Linked DNA regions of Homo sapiens: regions 2, 3 and 4 are each linked to region 1. A link is a contact called in ENCODE Hi-C or POLR2A ChIA-PET data. All regions are on one chromosome and are shown on one strand. Each heading gives the region's core, a stretch centred on a gene start or an enhancer-like site at or near the end of the contact. The rest is flanking DNA. Distances are from core to core; before and after follow the strand shown. Region 1 holds the start of ZKSCAN8 (zinc finger with KRAB and SCAN domains 8). Region 2 holds the start of ZNF184 (zinc finger protein 184). Region 3 has its middle 12 kb from the start of TRI-AAT5-2. Region 4 holds the start of ZNF391 (zinc finger protein 391).

What was found. A loop is a pair of places that touch in the nucleus more often than their neighbours do. ChIA-PET counts read pairs that join two places held with the same protein, here RNA polymerase II (POLR2A). Pooled maps may share reads with other maps.
Region 2: a map of gastrocnemius medialis shows a loop between it and region 1 (5-fold over the local background). The contact joins the promoter of ZNF184 here to the promoter of ZKSCAN8 in region 1. A Hi-C loop is called at or near these places in 3 of 168 maps with a recorded cell type or tissue (B cell, CD14-positive monocyte and gastrocnemius medialis), 1 of 37 single-sample maps with no recorded cell type and 27 of 50 pooled maps.
Region 3: a pooled map shows a loop between it and region 1 (3-fold over the local background). The contact joins the enhancer-like site here to the promoter of ZKSCAN8 in region 1. A Hi-C loop is called at or near these places in 2 of 168 maps with a recorded cell type or tissue (CD8-positive, alpha-beta T cell and naive thymus-derived CD4-positive, alpha-beta T cell), 1 of 37 single-sample maps with no recorded cell type and 16 of 50 pooled maps. POLR2A ChIA-PET finds 5 or more read pairs at or near these places in 3 of 52 experiments (GM12878, PC-9 and activated CD4-positive, alpha-beta memory T cell).
Region 4: a map of B cell shows a loop between it and region 1 (8-fold over the local background). The contact joins the promoter of ZNF391 here to the promoter of ZKSCAN8 in region 1. A Hi-C loop is called at or near these places in 1 of 168 maps with a recorded cell type or tissue (B cell) and 4 of 50 pooled maps. POLR2A ChIA-PET finds 5 or more read pairs at or near these places in 1 of 52 experiments (B cell).

The regions. Positions count from the first base shown.
Region 1 is chr6:28,140,615-28,143,950 of GRCh38, forward strand. It overlaps ZKSCAN8 (zinc finger with KRAB and SCAN domains 8), which reads left to right and starts at 1,269. Exons shown (of 6, transcript NM_006298.4): 1 at 1,269-1,415. RefSeq lists enhancers at 1,281-1,400, 1,411-1,530.
Region 2 is chr6:27,471,663-27,475,104 of GRCh38, forward strand. It overlaps ZNF184 (zinc finger protein 184), which reads right to left and starts at 1,443. Exons shown (of 6, transcript NM_001318891.2): 1 at 1,067-1,443; 2 at 626-771. The coding sequence starts at 632. LOC105375001 (a long non-coding RNA gene) reads left to right here and starts at 1,462. Exons shown (of 2, transcript XR_926664.4): 1 at 1,462-1,647; 2 at 3,432-3,442. RefSeq lists enhancers at 565-694, 1,025-1,114, 1,135-1,234, 1,295-1,454.
Region 3 is chr6:27,187,101-27,190,672 of GRCh38, forward strand. No RefSeq gene overlaps it. Among named protein-coding and RNA genes, the nearest start is that of TRI-AAT5-2, 12 kb to the left of the region's middle. RefSeq lists a cis regulatory region at 1,242-2,128 and an enhancer at 1,337-1,902. Within about 2 kb of position 1,876, at least 34 of the 41 ENCODE cell types and tissues checked have a DNase peak (open chromatin) inside an H3K27ac peak, as active enhancers do; they include CD8-positive, alpha-beta T cell, GM12878 and PC-9, where a contact is called at or near this core.
Region 4 is chr6:27,387,356-27,390,974 of GRCh38, forward strand. ZNF391 (zinc finger protein 391) reads left to right here and starts at 1,404. Exons shown (of 3, transcript NM_001076781.3): 1 at 1,404-1,720.

The DNA of each region.
Region 1 (3,336 bases), core at 19-2,518:
TAAGGTGAAAATTGGAGGAGCCCTGAGAACTCAATAATAGGTGGTTGGGAAAGGTGCTGAAGGAAATAAATACATGAGACTTAAACAACAAAAAATAACACTTGCCACAACCTCCACCCCTGAAATCCTATTAGTCTCAAAAGTTAAAAAGCTCTAATGCAACAGGTCTGTAAAGAATGAACACAGGGCCAGGGTGGTGTCTCATGCCTGTAATCCGAGGACTTTGGGAGACTGAGGCAGGAGGATCACTTGAGCCCAGGAGTTCAAGACCAGCCTGGGCAACATAGTGAGACCCCCGCCCCGCCCCGCCACCCCGTTTCTACAAATTTTCTTTTTTAAGCTGAGGGTGGTGCACACCTGTAGTCCCAGCTACTTGGGGGGCTAAGGTGGGAAGACTGCTTGAGCCCAGAAGGTTGAGTCTGCCGTGAGCTATGATCACACCACTACACTCTGCAATAGAGACCCTGTCTCAAAAAAAAAAAAAAAAGGCAAAAAAAGAAAAAAAGACTAACAAAGAAAGAATGAACATAGATTTGTTCCCCATATCTTGTGGTATTAAACCTAGGGTCTACTCTTCAAGCTTACATCATAGGTTTAGCATTAAAACAGCTAAGCAGCAAAGCAGATGCTGTAAGCGATAGAAATTCATTAAGATAGGAAAGAGTGGGAAATATGTAAAGATCCAAAAAGAATATATATTTAATTACGATTTTTTTGAATACTTAATAAAATATGCTATTCCTAAGTGCCATGCCATAGGGATTTCACAAAACTATGAACTGTGATTAGCAGGAATTCCTCATGAAGTTTGTACTCTATGTGAGAGGTCTGGATATGTTTATGAATCGAGAACAGTAAAGTACAGGGTATGTAACGGAGCCAAACGCGAATCCAGTTGGAATCCTAAGGATCCATGAAGTGCTCCCTCCTCCAACACTTTCCCAGCCTCCTATTCACAGCTCCAGCCTCCCCACGTCCGATATCTACCCCCAGGGGACCGTTACTATTGACAGCGAGCGCGCGGAGCTGCATGGGCACACAAGGCGGAGGGGACACCAAGGTCCGTTATTCCCCAGCACGTTCACTGCCCCAGCGACAGCGCAAGCCTGAGGCACGCAGACGCGGGAGGAACCCGAGGCACAGCACACAGCAGGTGAGGGGCGTGGTACTCCGGTACCCTCAGTCGGCCGACCATAGAGCTTGTAGACCTCCAGGACTCCTAGAGAGCTTCCGGAAGTGCCTTTGGGGCAAGATGCGTGCTGGCCGGTGTTGTGCCTCCGCAGATTTAGAAGTTAGTGGCCGGAGGGGCCTGGTCCGAGTACAGCTTTCATCGCCTTTACTCCCCGACCTTCCTTCGAGTCTGTTTATCCGTTGCAGCCTCCCTTCCCCACGACGGGGCGCCTCTGCAACTCACAGTGAGTACGGTCGGGCTCTGGGCCGGAGGAAAGTGGGTGCTTTGTGGCTGGTCCAGGCCGCAGCTGAGGACTGGCCTGAGGGGTCCGGAGAGGGGCCTGTGCGGTGTTCGGCGCCGCGGACCGATTCTGACGCCTTAGTTGCTGTTGCAGGCAGAGTACGTCCCCACGAATTGCCCTTGAACTTTTTGCGAGGGAACCTTTTATGAAGCTTTCTTCATAGATAATCGTGTTGTGGTATGTTTTTGTAGTCGATCTTGTTTATCTTAAAATGGGGAACGCCCCCCCCATGTTATTTTTTATCCAACTATTTCCAGAGTCTGAATTGTTTTCACTTAGCGCTCTTTTGCGTTTAGGTCACAACAAAATTCTCAGTTTTTAAAAAAGACATATTTTGCTTTTGGAAGCCCCGTTTATCCATGGAAACCAATTTTTGCTGTTACTCTTCTTTCTTTAGTGTATTCAGAAACTGGTGGTGTGTTGACTAGATAATTGTACGAAAGTTTTTTTTTTTTTTTAATTTCAGGGTAATTCAGAATTCAACATTATCAGAATGCCTATTTCATTTGTTAAAGCAAACTGAAGTTAGCCAACGAGGAACTCTGGGAGGGCCCCATTTCCAAAACTCTGGTTAGTCATGAGTAATTTTTGTCAGGCTACTTTGACTGCCACCACCACCTTTAAAAACATATTTCTGTTGTTTGTTAGTTCCGTTGAGTATATTTACGTAGCAATCATTGTTTTAGCAAATACATACATGTTTTGAATTTCTGTTGTTTAAATGTAAAATGTGATAGATGTTAATTAAAACTTTCAGCTAATGCAATTTGAGATAACAAAGCATAGTATTGGCTTCACCTACTTTTTCTTGGATTTTAAATCCTGGAAAATGTCTTTTTTGTTTTGTTTTCAGTTCCCAAACATTTCTCAAATTAGACATAGTCTGAAGGAAGAATACATTCCTTCCACAACTATTGAAAAAATAATACTGTTAAAATTGAGTTGTGCCTTCAGCATCTCACAGGATTACAGTATTTAAAATCCAGAGGAAGCTTTAAAGATTGCCTTTTAAACTCATGTAAACTTGACTAGGTGTTCTTTAAGGAGACTATGTAAAAATCAGTCTGTATCCACAAAGTGCTCACCAACTTAATACAGACATGTACGCACAAAACTGAGAGGAAGGTACATACTGGAGTAATTTTGCACTCAGTTATTTATAGGTTGTAATTCTCAAAAACCAGCTGATCAGAGAGGGAAGAGACTTAAAAAAATGGAAAATTAGCCACTAAATAGAATAATCAAGATGAGCAATGGGCAAGACCTGTTGGCTGATTTGGTATAAAAAATGAACAAACCTGATAATTAGCTGGTTTTCATCAGTGTTGTTATTGAGACTTTTTAATACCACATCAACAATATAAAGTTCTTGAATGCTGCGCACTTCACATTAAAATATTTTATAGCCTCCTGTACTGGTAAGTAGTGGGATTGCACCTGTGAATAGACTCTGCACTCAAGCCTGAGCAACATAGTGAGACCCTGTCCCTAAATAATAATAATAATATTTTATAGCCATTATGGATGAGGATTGCTCAGTAATAGATGGCCAGTTGTTCAGTAGTTAAAAATGAACCTTGGCTTTAAGGAAATTTATAAGAAAACATGGTAAGACTACCACTATATAACATCACATTCTAAACAGAATTTATGTCCCATGTATTGACCTTTAAGTTTTTAACATTAAACCATAAGTAGCTATTTTAAGAAAATTTAAGAGTTTGTTTTGATTTGAAAAATTAAATTATTTTAAAATTAGCTAAGACCATTTTAAAATAAATTATCTTAAAATTATAGATAATTTATTCAAACAAAAACAAATTGTCAAAACCAAATTGATTACCCTTTCTCAACAAAATCTCAG
Region 2 (3,442 bases), core at 193-2,692, 670 kb before region 1:
CTATATTGCTTAGAAAAGAATTTATGAGGAGGAGTTGTAACAGCTGAATTCACATATCTTAAGGGCAGCAGTGTGAAAGAAAGAACAGACAGTTTCCTTTTCTTTGGAGGACTAAGAACTAAGATCAACACAAAAGTTACAGGGACAAGTACATCTGTTTAATATAAGAAACTAAAAAAGAAAGCCAACAAGGGAATAGTCTGCACCCAAAATGGCGAGTTTAATGCCACACTAGTTCGGGCATAGGGTTGACAGACAGCCGTCTGCCAAGGAGATTTCAAAACTGACTCTTTCATTGAAGGGATAATTGCCAAGATGTCTTCTGACTTCAAGATTATAATTTTAATATTTAATATTCAGAAGTCATGTGGGGATCACAGATATTCTGAATGATTATGTCTTTTCATTCCCCAATGGAACGAAAGAAAAAAATAAACTCCTCTCCCAAGTATCTCTCTATAAAACAGAATCTCTCCCTACAATGTAATTCGGTTTCTTTGCTAATCCCTAAGCATACCGTTCCTTCCTTCCAAATCTCCTGCTCTGATCTCAAGTATTTGATACTCCAGTCATGACTGTTCTCAAGCCTCCATCACCCCGCTCTCCCCCAAGTCGACCCCACTACCTTCCATCTCAGGAGCTCATCCCGTTCCTCTGGAACTTGAACACCAGGGTTCGCCAGGCAGCGTTCCTTCAGCTGGTATCTCGGTCTAGGACTCAGATGTCTAACTCCCCTTGCAGGGAATCTGCAACACGCTGAGGTTGTCTACCCTAAAAGACACAGGATGGCGTCAGCAGCATACGTCACACAATCACACATCAGAGTCTTGCAAAGTGACCAAGAGGTGCTACACAAGAGAAGTGCCCCAAGAGAGCACTAGAGAGGTGTGTGGCACTCCGATGAACAAAACAGAGTGGAGATCGGGTACGCGGGTTCTGCTTCAGATCCAAAAAACCCTTGGTGCCCACCCTAGAATCTGGCCGGGGCATCCACAGACCTGGTGTGTTCCCTCTGTGCACACTTGTGACTCACACCCCTGCGAGCTCGGATAACACGAAGACACACCTGTTGCAGAGCGTTAAAGCTGGAAGGTGGACAAACAGGGCGGGGCCCGGCACCCGACTTCCCCTTAGGCCAGAACAAAAGAACAAAGCCCTCCAAGGGATCAGGGCGGGACCGCCCCGCACAGAAGGAGGCGAGGTGCGCCCCCTTCGAGGACTCCCCAGCTTTCTCCTGCAGAGGCCTCTAAGCGCGAAATCAGAAGGGTGACGTCACGAGTCCGGAGGGCTGGCTGTTGCCATGGTGATACCTGAGCTCCCCTCCCCCTATAGCGATCCACACACTCTGATCCCGGGTCCGGAAGCGCATTGACCGCCACCAGACCTAACGCAGGGAGCCGAAGCAACTGGACTTCCAGCGCGCCAACCTCTTTCCACGCCTACAACCGGCTTCAACGGTCACTTCCGGTCGTTACGAGCGAGCCCCGCCCCGCACGCCGGCGCCGGGCGGGCACACTGGACCAGCGTTCCCAGAACACTCCGCGAAGGTGTTCCTGAACTTCATTTCCCAGAGGCTTTAGCTAACGTGTACTTTCGCCCTGCGATGGGCCGCACATTTTCGCCGCCAGTCTTTTGCTCCTGTTTCAGGTATGCGTGTGCATTGTAAACTTGTCTGACTGAACTGATTATAAGAAATGCACGTCTACTGACCGAGCGCAGTGGCTCACGTCTGTAATCTGAGCACTTTGGGAGGCCGAGGTGGGTGGATCACTAGGTCAGGAGTTCGAGACTCAGCCTGGCCAATATGGTGACACCCCGTCTCTACTAAAAATACAAAAATTAGCCGGGCGTGGTGGCGCGCGCCTGTAGCTACTCAGGAGGCAGAGGCAGAAGAATCGCTTGAACCCGGGAGGAAGAGGTTGCAGTCAGCCGAGATCGCGCCACTGCACTCCAGCCTGGGCGGCAGAGCGAGACTCCGTCTCAAAAAAACAAAACAACAAAAAAAAAAAAAAGAAAGAAAGAAAAGAAAAAAAAGAAATACACGTCTACACACAGTTTTAAAACGCAAACAATCGTTACCTTTATTACATGTTCTACCTTCTATTTTCTGTTCTACTCTTTTGTCGTTTTGAAAATACTGGTAGTTACCCATTAAAATTGTTTTCACGACTCTCAAATGAGTGGCGACCAACTTTTTTTTTTTTTTTTTTTTTTTTGAGACGGAATCTAGCTCTGTTGCTCAGGCTGGAGTGCAATGGCGCGATCTCGGCTCGCTGCAACCTCCACCTCCCGGGTTCAAGCGATTCTCCTGCCTCAGCCTCCCGAGTAGCTGGGATTACAGGCATGCACCACCATCCCCGGCTAATTTTTGTATTTTTAGTAGAGACGAGGGGGTCACCATGTTGGCCAGGCTGGTCTCGAACTCCTGACCTCAAGTGATCCGCCCGCCTCGGCCTCCCAAAGTGCTGGGATTGCAGGCGTGAGCCACTGCGCCCGGCCCCAACATGTTTTTCTAATGCTTAAGGAAACCCGGAGATAATATTCCCATGTTTTGCCACTTAGTAAAGCATTTTATATGCCTGTGTCAGCGAGCACATAGCTGCAAGTGTAGCCCATGGCCAGTCTGTCACTGTGTCCTTGGCAGAAAAAAAGAATCCAACAAATCGGTAGGTTTTTATATTTAAGACATGGCACTTGCATTTTATTATGCTGGCGTGCATCCCCAGCATTTGGATAAGGGGCCAAGGTCAAGTCTCTCAGACTGTTGGCTGACAAACATTAAACCTGGAAATCCTAACAGAGTGTATGAAAAACAATTACAGTCAAGGGAACATGATAGAGAAAGCTTCGGTCATCTTAGAGAATGCATATATTGCCATGAAGAGAACATTGGTTTAAAAAAAAATGTTCAAGAGAATGAAAAGACAAGTCACAGACTGGGAGAAAATACTTGCAAAGTACATATCTGATAAAGAACTGATATCCAAAATATATAAGAACTCTTAAAACTCAACAATAAGGAGACAAACCGATTAAAAAAATAGGCCAAAGACCCTAACAGATGTCACCAAAGAAGATATGCAGATGGAAAATAAGCATATGAAAAGATGCTCCACATATGTCCTCAGTGAAATGCAAATTAAAACAATGGGATGCCACTATACACCTGTCAAAATGGCCAAAATCCAGAACCCTGACAATACCAAATGCTGACAAGGATGTGGAGCACAGGAACTTTCATTCATTGCTGGTGGGAATGCAAAATATTAGAGTTACGTTGGAGGACAGTTTGACAATTTCTTACAAAACTAAACATACTCTTACCATATGATCTAGTAATTGTGTTCCTTGGTATTTATGCAAAGGAGTTGAAAATGTATGTCCACACAAAACGTGCCCAAGAATGTTTATAGCAGCTTTGTTCATGATAGGCAAAACTTGG
Region 3 (3,572 bases), core at 626-3,125, 950 kb before region 1:
GGGAGGCTGACGGAGGAGAATGGTGTGAACTCGGGAAGCCGAGGTTGCAGTGAGCTGAGATTGCGCCACTGCACTCCAGCCTGGGCAACAGAGCGGGACTCCATCTCAAACAAACAAACAAAAAAAGATAGACACAAGATCATGTTTCTTATCTTTAGCACACTTCATTAACTCTGTTTCTGCATCTACCATGTGAAATAGTAGTTGTCTTTATTTGCTTTGTTGACTAGTAGAAATTTGATGGAAGATGAATGGTAAAACCAAAATTATTTTTTTACTACAGTACTTCTCGGTGGTACCTTCTCTTCTCTTTGTGCTTTACTGCCCCTCCTGCAGCTTTCCAAACCCTGAGAGATTGAGCTCTGCTGACCCAACAGGGTGTCAGCTGTTTGGGTTGCTGGACATTCTCTTGAAGATACATTGGGAAAAAGGCTTATGGGGCCATAAACTGGCAATAAAAATATGGGAGAGTAAGTTGTGGAAAGCCACAAGAGGCCTCTGAAGAGGAAAGCCTTCTTATCGCCATTATGTTCCCATGCTCTGAGTGCAACCTGCTCTCTTATCTATAAACACTGTGTTCAAGAAGAAAGACACTCCTTTGAAGCGTTGGAATGTAGACAGACGTGCAGGCTCCTAGTTAAGCCCGCTCCCACTAGCTACTCTCCAATAAGTTAAAGATACGCTGTTTGGGCACAAAGGAGATTCATTTAAACCGCTATTGCTATAGATTACGCCTGTAACACGCTGCCTCCCTTTCACCATTTCGCCCTAAATGTCTGCTTTTTGGATCTAAGTGATTGTACTCAATAAATAGTGTGGAGACCAGAGCTGGGCGCCTTTTGCAGCCTCCATTTTGCAATTGGCCCCCTGGCCCCCACTCTTTATACACTCTTAACCTGTCTCTTCTCATTCCTTTGTCGCCACCGGACTTTAGGTACCCTAAGGGTGGTATTGAGGCTGGTCCCCAACATTCTGGTGCCCAACGTGGGGCTCGAAAGAATCTGATGAAGGAATGCTCGAGCGTGTGAAACGGAGGGCTGATGGACGAAGGACTCCCGAGGACGAAAAAGTTTTTAAGCTCTGCAGGTAAGCAGGGCACTTGGAGAAAGCCAGGGACACAATGGGGAAAACTGAAAGTAAGTACACCACGTATTTGAGCTTGCTAGGGCGGCTGTTGAAGCGTGATGGCGTAAAAGTTGGTACAAAAAATCGTATGAATTAATTTCATGCTGTAGAACAATTTTGCCCTTGGTTCCCTGAACAGGGAACTTTGAAATTAAGAGATTGGGAAAGAGTTGGAAAGGACCTTTAAAAAGCACGTAGAGAAGGAAAGGAAATTCGTTTGCCTGTTTGGTCAGTTTGGTCATTGGTGCGTGCCGCACTGGAGCCATTTCAGACAAATGATGAGGCTGAGTCAGAGGAGGAGAAGGAGGAGTTTGATAATCAGGACTCTGAAACGCCTCTACCGAGTACTAGCCAAAAGGAGAGTCCGGAAGTAATTTATGCCAATCCCCCCAGTCTTCCTAAACCTATTCAGAAACTCATTCAGCTCAGGGTTCCTCAAGAGGAATGTCCGGAATGGCCACCTCCTCCTCAGCCGAGTGAGTGCAGGCGGAGGGAGCCTGAGACTCCGCTGCCGAGACTCGGCTGGCCGCGCTCATTATTGCCCGACCCGCAGTTCATTATGGAGAGGGGGTAATTCAGGTTCGCCCTGCAGTTCATTACAGTGAAGGAGCAATTTCCCTTAAAATGGATGACCCAGCGCCCTGTCTGGGTCGAACAGTGGCCTAAGGAAAAATTGGGGGCGCTTTATGAAATAGTTAAAGAACTACTAGAAAAAGGATATATTTCACCCACTTTCTCTCCTTAGAATTCCCCAATAGTTGTAATTAAGAAAAAGTCCGGTAGATGGCACATGCTGACCGACTTGCGAGTGGCCAACGCTGTAATTCAACCGATGGGAGCCTTACAACCTGGGCTCCCATCCCCCACTATGCTCCTTAAAGACTGGCTGCTCATTATTATAGATTTAAAAGACTGCCTTGTTTTACAATTCTTTTAGCAGAGGCAGATTTCGAAAAATTTGCCTTTACTGTCCCTGCCATTAAAAACAAAGAACCTGCAGCCAGATATCATTAGAAGGTTTTACTCCGGGGTATGTTAAACAGTCCCACAATCTGTCAAACTTTTGTAGGCAGAACTATCCAGCCTGTTAGAGATCAATTTCCAGATGTGTGCAGCAAAAAATAGAGATCAACCTATTCAATGTTATTCATCTTTACAAAAGGCAATTACAAACGCTGAATTGCGTATAGCACCTGACAAAATTCAAACAACCACTCCTTTTCAGTATTTGGGGATGCAAGTACAGGATACAGCCATTAAGCCTCAAAAGGTTCAAATTTAAAAAGATTATTTAAAAACCTTAAATGATTTTCAAAAATTGTTAGGAGATATTAATTGGATTCGGCCCACCTTAGGAATTCCTACTTATGCTATGTCTAATCTCTTCTCAATATTGAGGGGAAATTCCAACTTACAAAGTAACAGAGAACTAACACCGAGGCCATAAAAGAGTTAAAAGTAATTGAAGACAAAAATTCAACAAGCCCAGGTCAGTAAGATTGACTCAGACTCGCCTTTACAATTCATTGTGTTCCCTACTTCACATTCCCCAATGGGGGTTACTGTTCAAAATAATGATTTAGTTAAATGGTCTTTTTTTGCCACATAATACCATAAAAACACTCACAGTATATTTAGATCAGATGGCAATTCTAATTGGACAGGCTCGTCACGAATTGTTAAACTTTGTGGCACTGAGCCCAATAAGATTATAATTCCAATAAATAAAAATCAGGTAAAACAGGCATTTATTAACTCAGTTACATGGCAAGTTAATTTAACAGAATTTGTTGAATGTATTGATAATCATTATCCTAAAAATAAAATTTTCCAGTTTTTAAAATTAACTACATGGGTTCTTCCAAAAATTCCTTGTGATGCTCCTTTGGAAGGAGCTGTGACTGTTTTTACTGGTGGGTCTAGTAAACATTAAAAAAAGCGACAGTCTGGTGGAGACCACATAATCCAATCACTCGATCTGAATTTACTAACATTCAAAAAGCTAAGGTTATTCTGTTTAATTATTAAAGAACTTTTACAGCCTTAAGTTCGCTCTGGAGCCCAGTCTGTGTGTTCTTTTTCTTCAACTTCAGCAATTGCTAAACCAAGATACACATCCTATTTTTATTACACACATTCGAGCTCACAGCTCTCTGCCTGGCCCATTGGCTTACGGCAATAATCAAGCAGACCTTCAGGTTATGACATCACTGCTTGACCAAGTCACCCAATCACATCAATTTTCCCACCAAAATTGAAAAACTTATCTAAATAATTTCAACTTACACAGAGGCTGGCTAAGCAAATTATCCTACAATGCCCAGATTACCAGCTCACAAGCACGTCCCCTCCTTCAACAGGTGTTAACCCTAGAGGATTAGAACCTAATCCATTGTGGCAAACAGATGTTAAACACATCCCTAAATTTTGGAAACTAAGATATGTAC
Region 4 (3,619 bases), core at 154-2,653, 750 kb before region 1:
GTATACCCAAAGAATTGAAAACAGTGACTCAGATACTTGTACACCAATGTTCACAGCAGCATTATTCACAATGGCCAAAAGGCAGGAACCACCCAAGTGTTCAACAAGAGATTAATGGATAAACAAAATATTATGTATGTATATTTATACACTGTTTGTGTATAAACACACACATATACACGAAGGAATATTATTTAGCCATTAAAAGGCATGAAGGATACATGCTGCAGTATGAATGAACCTTGAAAACTTTATGCTAATTAAAAATAATCCAGACATAAATAGACAAATATTGTATTATTTTACTTATATGGCATATCTAGAACAGGCAAATTCATAGAAACATAGTGTAAAATAAAGGTTACCAGGGACTGTGGGGAGCAGGGAATAGAGACTGCTCAATGGGCATCTTTAGGGATGACGAAAATGTTCTAGAATTAGATAGTGACGGTGCTGTTGTGAATACGCTAAAAACTTTACTGTATGACTTTAAAATGGTAACTTTAATGTTGTGCATAGTTTACCACAGTTTGAAAGTGTTTTTAATTTTTAAAAATAGGAAATGATAAAATTAGACTTTATCTAATTCTTTCCAGCTTTATAATTTGGATCCTGCTCCTTTGTACTTCATGGCTCATGCTTTATACTTACTTGATGTTTCTATGGTACTTGTGCACAGCTGTCATGTATCAGACCTGCAGTTTTGCACATGCTTTCCACTCTTCTAGTTCCTCAACTATTTGTAAGGTTGCCCTCCTTTATGTTTTCCATTAAATCTTCCATTAGTCAAACCACTCCAGTGTCCCTCGTTCCATAAGTTTCCCCTGCTCTGAACTCCCAGGGCACATTGTGCAACTTCATTACCTTATATTAAAATTATCTGGAATTTTAAAAAATCTACTAGATTAGGGTAGTGTCCTGATTTTATTCATTTTTTTCTTTTGGTGAAATTTGAGACATGTCTTGCATTTAACAGTATTTAAGCAACTAGATTGTGCAACGGAGCCAGTTTCTCCAGACAGGCTGGAGAGACCACTTGCATCAGAATCATCTGGGGTGCCCCTTGAAAATGCAATGTTCCGGGCCAACGAGTCAATCTCGGAGTGTAAATCTTGTGAAGCTGTATTTTAACAAGCTCACTTGGTGATTTATTTGTGTACGCTATTTAAAACTCTGTGAACCACCGGTCTAGGCTATACTTTGCAGTGTATTAAGGTGGTCTTCGGCACCTCTCGCAGACCCCCTTCCTCTTGCCTCTAGCGCCAACCTCTCAGCCTCTCGCATACCAGGGGAGGGGCTTTGCAAAACCTTCCACGAAAGTGAATCCCAGCACAGCCCTGCTGTAGCTGGCTCTCAGGCGCAAGCGCAGAGCTGCGACCGCTGCTGATACGTTGCTCAGTCTCAGTGTGGTCTCTGTTTTGCAACTGGTCGTCCGCGTCAGGAGACTTAGGTCCAGGCGACTGCCCAGACAATGACTGGTCCCGCATACCGAGCAGAGCATGATCAGCAGCAGTCTGAGTGGAAGAGTGCCTGTGATCTTAGGGAACCTGATGGGCGTTGGAGCAGCGGTTCGACGCATGGGTTTCTCTTTAATCCTTCCGACTTCCCCAAGCCCAGCGCACTCAGGTTCCGCTCCAAGTGCGGGACCCGCCCGGGGTGTGTCGGGGGTACTCGGCCGGAGGCGGCCGGTGAGTGAGGCTTACAGGGCCCCGGGACCAAGGTGGGTGCTCTTAGAGGTTCTGGAAAGCGGAAACACGGGTTCTTCGAAGGAAACGGGCGAAAGGGTCGCGTGTGGTTTGGCTGCAGGTCGGGTCAGGAGGCACCTCCACGGTTGGGACGCCGCGTGGCGTGGGGTCATGAAGCCCCCAGCGCTCGTCTCACTGGCGGGCCAGCCTAGTCCCTCTGCGGCAGTGACAGCCAGTGGTTTTCCCCGGGTGTATCCCTGGGAGATGAAAAAGAGCAGGGTTGCTCCCTGCTTCCCCTCTAGCTGGGCGAGGGAGGTCTTCGGTACTGGGGTGTTTCCCAGGTGCTTACTGAGTGCAGGCACTGCTCCAAGAGTTTTTACCTGCATTAACTCATTTAATCCTTGCATCAACCCTATGAAGTAATGTACTATTATTATGCCCATGTTACAGATAAGGAAATTGAGGCACACAGAGATGAAGTACTTGCTTGGCCGGGCGCAGTGGCTCACGCCTGTAATCCCAGCACTTTGGGAGGCCAAGGCGGGCGGATCACCTGAGGTCGAGACCAGCCTGGCCAATACGGTGAAACCCGTTCTCTACTAAAAATACAAAAATTAGGTGGGAGTGGTGGCGCGCGCCTGTAATCCCTGCTACTCGGGAGGCTGAGGCAGGAGAATCACTTGTACCCGGGAGGCAGAGGTTGGAGCGAGCAGAGACCACGCCACTGCACTCCAGCGTAGGCAACAAGAGTGAAACTCCGCGCCCCTCCCCCCCAAAAAAGAGAAGTACTTGCTTGAGTGCCAGTCCTTAGTTTATGTTTCTGATGATGAAGGTTGGTACTTGAATAAAGTAGTTGTTAATTATTTGTTGTGGGTGTATTGACAGTTACTGTGGATCATTGAGTTTGTGCTTTATGTGTGAGTTTGTGCTTTGAGCCAATATCTGGGAACATTGTTACCTGAAGATCACCTTTGGTAGGACAAGATTTTCTCTATTCTGTGATTAAACTGAGGCTGCCCAGGCAGTTCTGCTGATTGCTTTGTGGATTGGCAAAGGCTCCAGGAAGCAATCAACCTAGTGCCACAAAACAAAGCACCCAGAGAAGCCCTATTCCTGACCCTTCAAAACCTTCTTCCTTCTGAAGGGGGTAGAAAATAAAGGAGAATTATCCCTGGATCAGGAATTGATTATAGGAGAGACAAGCAATGTCAAAAGAATTTTAGATAATTAGGGTAACTGTGGTGGCCAGCGCTGTTAGTGCTAAAAAGTTTGAGTCACATAAAGGAATAGCAAACCACCAGGTTGGCTAGGGCTGCAGCATGTTGTGACCACTTAAGAGAATAATGATTTTGTAGGGATACAGTATCCAGAGAGCAGTAAGGTGACTCAAATAATGAAAGTATGAGGAAGAAAGGAGAAAAGGAGAGGCAACTTTCCACATTATGGTGGAGGAATCCCTTGGATGGACTCTGGATAAAGGTATAGCCCTAACCTCCTAGCATCTCTGAAATATGTTTGGGGGCTATCCCTGAAACTTTTGTCACATCCGCTAGACTTCCTTTTCCCATCTTACATACATCCTCCAAAGCCAGGAAAAAGAATGCATCTCTCCATGCTCTAGAGCAGCAGCTGCTGAAGGGAGACTCATAAATCCTCTGACAGCATCTTTCCTTAAACATACACCATCACAGTTTTCAAATTCATTGATGTGAGATGAGCACAGCAATAGCATCATCTCCCTTATACTATATATGATATTCTTTATTGTAAATGTTTTGCCATAGTTTAACTTGCAGTATTGATGAAAGTTTTGTAAGAAAAGACAAGCACATGCTAGTAATGGTGTTTTATAATGTGGGACGAGATTTTTCAGAAAAGTGACTTGACCAAGGAAGTGCAGCTGTAAGCAGTGTCATCTGTCTTCTATTTTGACC